Linked DNA regions of Homo sapiens: region 1 is linked to region 2. Evidence: chromatin loops called from intact Hi-C (ENCODE). Cell type or tissue: A673. All regions are shown on one strand. Links, peaks and the distances in the headings refer to the core of each region. The heading gives the core; the rest is flanking DNA.

Region 1 (5,872 bases), core at 1,773-4,272, 370 kb after region 2:
GGATCACTTGAGGTCAGGAGTTCAAGACCAGCCTGGCCAAAATGGTGAAACCCTGTCTCTACTGAAAATACAAAAACTAACCAGGTGTGGTGGTGCCCGTCTGTAGCTCCTGCTACACGGGAGTCTGAGGCAGGAGAATCGCTTGAACCTGGGAGGCAAAGGTTGCAGTGAGCCAAGATGGTGCCACTGCACTCCAACCTGGGCAACAGAACAAGAATCCGTCTCAAAAAATAAGAATAAAAAATAAAATAAAATGGGGGTAATAACAGCCTCATCTTCACAGTAGTGTGAGGAGTAAAGATATTGTCCTTAAGTACATTGAGCACGTACTATGTGCCACACAGTGACTGGCACATAGTATACACTCAATAAATACAGTTGTTCTTGTTGTTGTTAGTATTGCAACAATTTTAGAGTTTATAGCTCCTACTTGAGTATTTTTAAGTCCTAACTTGAAATCTTAGTGGAGAGAGACAGTGGCTGAGCTCATCTTGTCTCATGAGGCTGTAGGGTAGGTAGGCTTTGACTCAAGATGGAGTGGGGACTGCAGTGGAACAAAGACAGATGATTCATTCACCACTTCATCGGGGGTTGTGGGTAGGAGGCAGATCTTCTAGAAGAGGGGGTGGCTAGCATCTAAAATATGCCTAATACTCAGTATGTGCTAGAATTTGTTCTCAGACATTCAATATCTAATTTTAATAAGTGCTCAAAGCCCCTGGGTTATAGCATCTGCTCTTTCTTGCCCCACTTAAGCTGGATAGGGAACTCTTCCCAATCTTCATTCCAATTAAGTGCTTTCTTACATCCCAGAGAGTCCCATAACCAGCCCACATTTATCAAATGCCTATAGTGTATAAGGCAGCATGGCCTGCACTGTGCATATTGTGGGGGCAGTGACGGTGGGAGCCAGTCACAGGAGGAGAAATAGAGATGAATAAGAAACAAATTCTCTTTCAAGGCACTTAAAATCTGGAGGAATTTACAAAATAACTCTATACCAAGGAAGTGTATGAAAAGTATGGTAATGAAAGTATCAAGTATATAAAGTGTTAAGGTATCACAGAGAGGGATAGACATATTTTATCTACTGGGGTTTTAAAGAAAGTCTTCATAGAGAAAGTCACTTGGCTTGGATGGTAAAGGATGAGAAGATACCAACCAGCAAAGACGAGTGAAAAATATATTGCATACAGACTGGGTGAATACTATGAGTAAGCTTTCAGAGATGGGGACATATCATGCCCACTGGGACCACAGCAGATGGTCTGATTTTGTTCAAGTGTAGGTTATTGACTTAATGGGGAAGAGTGTATTATGTGTGTTGAAACATTGGCATTGTCATGAAGGATTCTGATACCAAGCTAAAGAGTTGGCGTCTAATTTTCTAAACAAGGAGAACCTATGAAAGGAGGAAGGGTGGGTTGCGATGTCTCCCGCCTGTAATCCCAGCACTTTGGGAGGCCAAGGCGAGCAGATCATGAGGTCAGGAGATCGAGACCATCCTGGCTAACACAGTGAAACCCCATCTCTACTAAAAATACAAAAAAAATTACCCGGGCATGGTGGCGGGCACCCGTAGTCCCAGCTACTCAGGAGGCTGAGGCAGGAGAATGGCATGAACCAGGGAGGTGGAGCTTGCAGTGAGCCGAGATTGCGCCACTGCACTCCAGCCTGGGCAACAGAGCGAGACTCTCTCTCAAAAAAAAAAAAAAAAAAAAGGAGGTAATAAAATACCCACTGTTTAATTTTGTTTTGGTTTTATGTTCTTATTTTGTTGGCTGCATGGGCTGAAAAAGTATGTCCATCTAAGTGTATCTTTCTTCCAGCTCCTGGAAGGTAGCAATTATGTAAGTAAGGTGGCTGGAATACTTACCTACCTTATACCTGCCAGGTGCTATTCTAAGCACTCGATGTGTATTATGTCTTCACGGTAACCCTCTGATACATTATTATTCTCATTTTACCAGTGATGAGGCTGGCACTGAGCAGAAAGTAACCTGGTTAAGGTAACCACCTGGAACATAGTAAAACTGGTATCTGGCCCCAGGCATACTGTTATGTCATACTGTTTCCCACTAGTTATGAAATCCCTTTGCAACAACACCTTATCTATCTCAACCAGCAATTCTGGACTGTAAGTAGGGAAAAGAATGTATTGCAAGCTATGCACAAGGTAATGATTTTATAGTCATAATGATTCAAGATGGAGGAGGCCTAGATAATGACGGCCTAATTATCTATAGCATTTTTTCTGGACCTGAGAGATCCAAAACTCAGCCTTTATTCAGACTAAGGATCTAGGAGAAAATCCCTGCCTCAATCAAAGAACAGAGAGTAATTCTCTGAGGGCCTTCAAGCGCTGAATAATTTATGTAGTGATTCATTCCCTTCTTGTGTGAAGCTTTTAGTTTCAAGCCTAAAGAAGATCCAGACACACAGGTGTTTTCCTAGAATCACAGAATATCAGAGTTGGAAGGACTTTAACTGTTCAAGTCAACATCCCCATTCCACATTCAACTCTTAGATCTCCATTCAATTCTTAGATCTCCCAATACCACATTGACATCTGTCTCAACAGTTCTCAGCCCATTTTTCCATTCCCCCACACTCAATGGATAACATTCACATATGAAATACATTACCTCTGCTGATGAGATCAGATAGTTTGTGGGTTCTGTACAATTCCTGGCAGCTAAGCTTGCACCACACCTTTTATTTTCTGCTCAAAGTGAATCAATAATGCAAGTAATTAAGAGGGATGCTATTACAGGCTCAGCCTTGATTGTATTCTAGAGTGCATTTTAAAAGTTAAGAATTTGCATAGTTCGGTATCATTATTAGCCAAAATTACTAGTAACACCCCACTCAGCTATTATTGGTACATAGGTTTTCCGGATGAAAAGTGCTGATCTAACCTATGGTTGAGATCCAGCCACTGGAAGTTCCCCATTTCCGAGGGAAGCCCGTGGCAACTCAGGACAGTTTTTACTGTCAGCAAATTCTTCCTTTTATTCAGCAGAAAAATGTTTCTAACTGCAGCTGGCCGACAACAGCACTGGGAAATCCATTTGTCTCCTGCTCTGCATCTTCCCCTAGTGTTCACAGAAACTGTTCTAAATTTTCACAATTCTCTTCAAGTCTTTGACTCCACTTTCATTTCCCATGCTCAGCAGGTGACCTCCCCTGGGACATGCTAAGTGCTCAGAAAGTGTTTGCTTGGCTGAATATCTCTTCCTCTACAAAACAGTTGACATGAATGCCCCAGCTTCTAGCCCCTAACAAAATCTTGTGTTGCTTTTCTTGCCTCAATCTCAGAGGAAGGGGCTGCTCCCTTCTATACAGCTTATTCATCCACTTGGGCTTTAAATCTAATCCTGTTTGGCTAATTCAGAGACCTGCTTACTTTCTACCCAAGTGCCATTTCCTTTCCTCAAAGGATAACTTCATTCTGAGCAAGTGTTCCATTTTATAAATCTGAGCAGTGAATTTAAGTCTTATCAAAGAAACCCTTAAATCTTTCATTCACATGCTGGGCTATATTCTTAATTTCACTTGCATATCAGGATTACCTAGGGAGCTTTCAAAAATCCTGATGCTCCAGAGAAATGCAAATCAAAACCACAATGAGATAAGATCTCATGCCAGTTAGAATGGCGATCATTAAAAAGTCAGGAAACAACAGATGCTGGAGAGGATGTGGAGAAATAGGAATGCTTTACACTGTTGGTGGGAGTGTAAATTAGTTCAACCATTGTGGAAGACAGTGTGGCGACTCCTCAAGGATCTAGAACCAGAAATACCATTTGACCCAGCCATCCCATTACTGGGTATATACCCAAAGGATTATAAATCATGCTACTACAAAGACACATGCACATGTATGTTTATTGTGGCACTATTCACAATAGCAAAGACTTGGAACCAACTCAAATGTCCATCGATGATAGGCTGGATTAAGAAAGTGTGGCACATGTACACCATGGAATACTATGCAGTCATGAAAAAGAATGAGTTCATGTCCTTTGCAGGGACATGGATGAAGCTGGAAATCATCATTCTCAGCAAACTATCGCAAGGACAGAAAATCAAACAGCACATGTTCTCACTTATAGGTGGAAATTGAACAATGAGAACACTTGGACACAGGGCGGGGAACATCACACATCAGGGCCTGTCGGGGGGTGGGGGGCTGGGGGAAGGATAGCGTTAGGAGAAATACCTAATGTAAATGATGAGTCGATGGGTGCAGCAAACCAACATGGCACGTGTATACCTATGTAACAAACCTGTACATTGTGCACATGTACCCTAGAACTTAAGGTATAATAATAAAAAAAAATCCTGATGCTCAGGCCACACCACAAAATAAAGAAATCATAATGGGCTGGGTGTGGTGGCTCATGCCTGTAATCCCAGCACTTTGGGAGGCTGAGGTGGGCGGATCATGAGGTAGGAGTTCAAGACGATCCTGGCTAACACAGTGAAAACCCGTCTCTATTAAAATTTCAAAAAATTAGCCAGGCATGGTGGTGGGTGCCTGTAGTCCCAGCTACTTGGGAGGCTGAGGCAGGAGAATGGCATGAACCCGGGAGGCGGAGCTTGCAGTAAGCTGAGATCGCGCCACTGCACTCCAGCCTGGGTGACAGAGCAAGACTGCGTCTCAAAAAAAAAAAAAAAAAAAGAGAAATCATAATGGAGTGTGGCAGGGAAGGAGTGAAAACCAGGCATTGCCATTTTTAAAGCTCTTCCGGTGATTCTAGGGTGCATTCAAGATTGAGAACTACTAGTTTTAATTCAAGCCTTGCTGTTCAAAGTATGGTCCTTGGATCATCATCATTACTATCATGTGAGTACTTGTTAAAAATGTAGAATCTCAGACTCCATCTATTGAATCAAAATCTACATTGTAACATGATACCTTAGTGATTCCTATGCATATTAATGTCTGAAAAGCAGTAGTCTAGACCAGACTCTAGAGCAGGAGGCAGCAAACTAAAATCCACAGGCCAAATCCAGCTCTCTATTTGCTTTTGCAAATAAAGTTTTATTGAACGCAGCCACATCCATTCCTTTACAAATTGTCTACGGCTGCTTTTCCACTACAATGGCAGAGCTGAGTAGTTGTAACAGAGACGTTATAGCTGACAGAGCCTAAAATATTTATGAAGAGGGGCAGAATATGCTACCCGAAAACATGCCACTTTGACATGAGACTTCTAGCTGAAGGCACTTGAAAAACAAAAGATACAAGAAGTGCTTTGTAATCTTCCCCCTTTCTTTCAGAAAACAGGAGATAAAGATTCCCATGTGAAAGATGCCCTCCCTGTACCAGGAGAAAAAGACAATTCTTTGGTGGAGAGTCATAGCTGAGAGAATTCTTTGCAAACAGACCTTGTTAAGCTAATTATCTTCCTTTAGCCTCCACCACATAATTTAGTTACTTTTCCACAATTGCCTTTCTCTATTCAAACGAATAAGACCCTCCTATTTTCTTTCTTTTTTTTTTTTTTTTTTTTTTGAGACAGAGCAGAGTCTCGCTCTGTCGCCCAGGCTGGAGTGCAGTGGCTGGATCTCCACTCACTGCAAGATCTGCCTCCCGGGGGTTCACGCCATTCTCCTGCCTCAGCCTCCCGAGTAGCTGGGACTACAGGCACCCGCCACCATGCCCGGCTAATTTTTTGTATTTTTAGTAGAGAAGGGGTTTCACCGTGTTAGCCAGGATGGTCTCGATTTCCTGACCTCATGATCCGCCCACCTCAGCCTCCCAAAGTGCTGGGATTACAGGCATGAGCCACCGTGCCCAGCCAAGACCCTCCTATTTTCTTAGGAAGGCTCCTGTGTCAACCAAAACTTGTATTAAACGTGTATG
Region 2 (5,872 bases), core at 1,518-4,017:
CTAAAAAAGTAATATAATGAAATAATTTGCCTATTATTATATGGTGTTTCTCAAAGCATAGTTTATGATTGTTATTTTAATTGTTAAATAAAATGTAGTTCTAATATTCCCATAAATCTGAACCCTTTTTTGAAGAAATTTCCTATGAAAGCTTCTTGCCTAAATAAGTTCCTTAAGGCAGTTTTTGTATATGAAAAATGAAATAGTCATTTTCATGGTTTGTCAACTCAGTTATATCTCATTTTATGTTAAGTAGAGTACCTGCTCATATTAGATAGGGTTTTTACTCTCAGACAGATTGTGTTCTAATTTGGGCAGTCAAGACCCTTTGATTTTAGAAAGTTGGGTAATAAAGCATTTTAATGACAGTTCAAGATAGCAGTTAAGAGTACTAAATATGTGATTAATTACAGACGACAAATCTAAAAGATAAAAAAGGAGAGAAAGATCATTTATACAAAAGTAGAATGGAAAAACAGATAAGGTGAAATCTGAGATAGATTTTGAAGGACAAGTAACAACTAAATGATGGAAAAAGGTGAAAAATATATATACCTAGAGGATTAATGTGACCCAAAGTGTCTTGGAAGTAGAAGAATTTCACCTGGTAAATGTGGTAAGTTAATGTACTTGGATATGGGAATCATGTGAGAGTTAAGTGGACTAAAGCTAGTAAGTAGGTTGATTTGGAATAGGTAGTAGAGAACTTTGAAGAATGAAGAATGAGGATATATTTTATCATGTACCATGTTGTTAGGTTTGTTACCTAAGGTGGTACTTCATCAATATTTTGAGGAAATCAATCTTTCAGAAGTATGCAGAATACAATAAAGAACACAGTAGGCAGGGTGATCACATATGTGATTTTCATAGTACCCAAGCATGAGAGGATAAAGACATAAATCAGTAATACAGTGGTTAGAATGGAAATTAAGCAACAGCTGCAAATTACATTATAAATGAAGACTTCACAGTGCTTAATTACTGGTTAGGTAAGGAGGAGGAGGAGTTGGCTAGATGAGTCATGGAGGGGGAGTGAGGAAAGAGAAAAGAAAGCATATGTCAGAGGTCTGTTAAAAAGTTCTACGAATCATATTCTCCCCCATACACATTCATGCCTGAGGGGTGAGTTATACCTTCATTTGTCAATATCTGCAAAGCATTTTGGGATTATCCATTGAAAGGTATATTATATATATTTTAACAAATCAGACTCATAAGTCAAGGAAACTAGATATAACTTGCTTTTAAACATTTTAATTCAATAGCTCTTTTCCTGCAGTAACCCTTAATTTTTTTCACAAGCTGTAATAGTACCAAGACCAAGAAGGGCTTTCCAAAGAGTGGATGTAGGAAGCTGATAAGAGAAGTATTCTTTAGGGCTTGGTAGCATAGGTTACATTGCACAAAAACATTATATCTCTTTGCAGTCTCATTTTTCTCCTGTCACCTATTGACATTTTGAAAGATTTACTGATGAACTTAAAAATTGCAGAACTTTTAAATTTAGTGATGTGAATGTGTTAGCCTAATTACAGATGTGCTACTGCAATTAATGCTTTTTCCTTCTACTATAGGGAGCCATTCATTACAACTCATAACTAGAGGAAAGGGCTTTACATGATTGTTGCTAACATTAAAAAATACATGTGCAAATTTTGTTTCCAAACAACTCTCCAAAGTTCAAGAGCTGGTGTTACTAATTGAGTGCCTCAGGAAAACCCTTAATAAATTATTTTGTCTAGCTCTTTGATCACACAGGTGATTATGTATATTTTTTCAAGGTAAGAAAGAGGAAAAGGAAAAAATTGTGCCAAGAACTATTATAGTTTCTTTAATTCTCTTGTGAGAATAGTTTTGATCTAATAAAATAGGTGTGATTTTCCATTATAAAAATGAGCAAACTGAGTCTTAGAGAATTACAGAGCCAGAAAATTTTTAAAAGTGTAAAATTCTGATCTGAGATTCTAACCTAGTTATGTCCCATTCAAAGCCCATGTTTTTTCATTCTAGATCATGTTACCTTGTGGGGGAAAAGTACTGTATGTGGAAAAACACATAGTATATTTATTGTCCTGTGTGTGAGCTGTTACCGTGCTTTGTCCCAACAAAAGTCCAAAGTATTGGTAGCCTACAAAGATTTTCATTAGTTCAGATTACATTTTCAAAGAAGACTTTGGTCTGCTCTTTGAAGTTTCATTATGTAATCGTGAGGCAGAAAAACCTCATTTTATAAAGGGCCAGTGTGAGTTGAAGACATTTCCTCAGTGTTGCCAAAAAAAAAAAAAAAAAAATAAGCTAGAGATTTTACTTCTTAATTCAGGATTCCCTTCTAGTATGTTTGCTCACACTGCTTAGTATTAAAAAGCATAATGCTTATGTGGATTTTCTGACTTACTACTATATCTTCATTTTTCTTTTATTATCTAACCTTCTAAACTGAATTAAACTCTATCTAGTACATAGTAAATCAGTAAATGGACGACAGCATTTTCCCTGATGGGATTTCAGTCTCATGGTGAGGCACTGGGAAAATTCTGGCTCAGTTGTTACTGACATAGGAGGCTGTACAGTTATTTATTAGAAGACAGCCTGGGAGGAAAAGAGAAAATGGATTTATGTGATCTTGTATTGCTAAATACGGCACACTGCTGTTATCTTTTCTTTACTGCTTCCTCTAAAAGTCATCATTTCAATGCACTAATCTTTTAAACAGCCATTCAGTGGTAACTGGGCTAGAACTTTGCTAAGGGGTCACATTCACCAACCTGACAGTTACACATTTACAAAAGAAATAGCATGAATTTATTCAGCATCAAAACCTCTGCATCTTTTACCACCCAACTACATTTCACACTGTATTACCATCAGTGCACAATAATGGCTATATAAATTCCATCCAGAGTCTTCATTTAATTAACTAGCATTCTTTGAACAAAAATAAAAGTGCTGTTTTTATAGAGGAATAAAAGCTGCATGAAGTGAGTGTGAAGAAGACAAATCATCAAATTAGTTATTCTTCATTGCAGCTATGGAGAATTTCCTGCCCTTTCTCTTTAGAGTCTTTTTTTTTTTAGATTGATTGAATGAAAAATGGAGAGTGAAGCAGCCTCAAATATACCTATTGTAATGACCACATCATAAGCTCATCCAGGACTGGGCACTGATAATATTGTCATCTAAAAGTGATTTTTTAAAAACATTTTCTGTAGTTGGCAAGGTAGTACAGCATAGTAGCCAAGAACATGAACTTTATAACTAGACTGCCAAATCTTAGCTCTGTCACTTACTAGGTTTGTGATTCTGAGTTAGTTACTTAACTTTCCTGTGCATCAATGTCCTGTCTATAAAATGCAGATAATAATAGACATATCCATGGCAGTGTGTGGATTAACTGAGTTGATGGATGTAAAACATTGAGAATAGTGCTGGCACATAGTTAGCCATTATCTCCTGTATGCACAGCAGCAGTCTAGTGTGAAGTTGATCTAGCTGTGTCACTAGAGACTCTCTTGATCATCTGAATGAAATTGACTGGTGTGGTAGGCTAGGTTAATGTACCTACCTTTTCCAGATATTTCTTTCTAAAAGTATTCTTTTATTATAAAACAATTACTTTTAGATACAAGGAAATAAAGTCCTTTGAGTCAAGGGCATAGAAGGCAATTGGTTGGCCACATCTCTCCATCTGGCACCCTGCTGCCAGATTTAGCTTTCTAAAGCACTGTTTTCTCATATCATTTTCTGCTCAGAAGCCTTCAAGTCTTCTTCAGACTCAAGCTCCTTCCCCTTCATGCCTGCCATTTCTACCAGAGCCTGACTCCCTCCCTTTCCACGACCTTTTTTTATCCATTACTCCCCTATAGCAAGTCTCTACTCCAATCATAATTGATCTAGTATTGTTTCACAGTGTGCCACATTTCTTCTTGTCTCTCTTCCTTTATTCACATGGTTCTCTTTTTGTAACATCCTCTTTTCTTCATCCATTTATCTAAGTCATACCTGATGTTCTAAGTTGAGACAGAAAAGGAGAGGTTATCTTTTACCCCTTTGTATTTTTGTCATAAACATGGTTGCTAGATGCAGTGGCTGCTAAATAAATGCTATTGATGAACTACTCTGTTGGCTTTACCTTCAAACTGTATTTAGAATCTAACTGCTTCACACCAACTCCACCACTATCACCCTTATTGAAGCTACAGTTAATTTTTGCCCATCTCCTTTTTCTTCTCCCTGCTTCCACCCTTGCCCACCATCTACAGTCTATTCTCAACACAGCAGCAAAAGTAACACTTTTAAAATTTAAGTCAGATCACATCGATTCTCTGCCCAAAACCCTCCAATCATTTCCCATCTTACCCTGAGTAAAACCAAAGTCCTTGCAACGGCCTACAAATTCTCTTAGCCTCTGCCACTTCACTCTACCTCCATCCCTATATTCACTCTTGTTACCATTCTGCCCTCATGTCTTACTACTCCCGTCTTCCTGGACCCTACTACTCCTACCTCTACTACACTGGCTTCCTTGCTGTTCTCTGAAAGACACAAATCACAGCTCCATCTCAGGGCCTTCATGCAAACTGTTCGCTCTTCCTAGAAAGCTCCTCCTTGGGAAATCCTAACTCCATTCCTCCTGCAGGTCTCTGGTCAGTTATCTTTTCAATGAGACATTTACCTCTCATCCCTGATTTACTGTCTATCTCCCCAAACTTAGAATGTAAATTCCAAGGAGCAAGAGGGAAGGCTTTTTGTCTATATTGTTTAGTGTCTACCCCCAGTACCTGAAACAGAACCTGACACATAATAAATACTTAATAAATCATTATTGAATGTATGAATGAAAAACTGACCCTTAAGAATATGCCAGCATTCCTAACCCTCCCAGCACTTCAAATGTATTTAGGCTCAAACAAAAGCAAATGTCCCTTAACAGCTCTGAAAAAATTAAAATAGCCATAGTTTAATATTAGCCATGGCAATTGGAGCAGAAAGTTCTATCGCAGAGAAAAGAGATTTCTGCATCAAGTAAAGAAAAAGGAATGGTTTACAGTATAAGAAGTGCCATATTAAATTATATTGGTGTCCTGGGGGACTGTCTTTGACCCAGTACCAAGGTACATTTTTTTCCCTCCAAGTACATTTTGATAGAGCAAGTGGTTTTGGCTACCCTTTCCTCTTCCTAAGGTGGAAGGTATACCTGTATGGGGTTTTTTTGTTTTTTCATTTAGAGGCAGAGTAAAACAGTAGAAAGACAGCATTAATGTTGCAGTCAGGCAGACCTAGTTTCAGATTCTGGCACTGCTGTGTGTTCTTGAACAGGTCATATAACTTCTCTGAGTCTGTTTGCTTATGTATGAAATGTTTTTTAGTAATGTCTTTCTCTCAATATTGTTTTAAAGATTAAGTGAGAAAAGACACGTGATGCACCTGAGACATAACATGTGTTTAATAAATGTCTTGTGAGCCTTGCATTCAACAACACGATTATGTACTTTGCTACTAAATGCTACCTTTTGGCTTAAACCAAAAGGGAGAAGTAGTAGATAGATTGACGTCCATGAGATAACTTTAGCCCCTGGAGCTTGGTCCATGGAGAAGCCCCATAACACTACTACAAATCTCTCAGCAGCATCTGATGACCCTACAAGAGCCTTTTTAGAACATGAGTCCTACTACCTACTTGAGTTTTGTTGTAGCCTACTCTTTTTATCTTTTGAGCCCTTTCTTATTCTTCTGTTTTCCATTTTCAACTATCTTCTACTTCCTTTATTTTCAAAATGTTATGCTAGGTATATGAAGTCAAGAGATTCCATGCTGAAATCAACAAAGGAAAAAGTAAGATCAGGCAACTACCTCACATAATAAAATAACA

The links. Peaks named below come from ENCODE experiments on the same cell type or tissue, not always from the same donor. Only the 100,000 strongest peaks of a DNase experiment are listed, where the experiment ranks them.
Region 1: a loop joins it to region 2, with 3 times the contacts of the local background. A loop is called at or near these places in 1 of 110 quality-filtered maps.

Annotation. Positions count from the first base shown.
Region 1 is chr17:55,434,354-55,440,225 of GRCh38, forward strand. No RefSeq gene overlaps it. Among named protein-coding and RNA genes, the nearest start is that of MMD, 15 kb to the left of the region's middle. In A673, for the core only: no CTCF peak of the experiment used is centred there; a DNase peak (open chromatin) is centred at 3,178; H3K4me3 peaks cover 802 bases; H3K27ac peaks cover 1,206 bases.
Region 2 is chr17:55,066,879-55,072,750 of GRCh38, forward strand. All of the region lies in intron 12 of STXBP4 (syntaxin binding protein 4), which reads left to right. Among named protein-coding and RNA genes, the nearest start is that of STXBP4, 100 kb to the left of the region's middle. RefSeq lists a silencer at 5,477-5,677. In A673, for the core only: no CTCF peak of the experiment used is centred there; DNase peaks (open chromatin) are centred at 2,713 and 3,343; H3K27ac peaks cover 2,050 bases.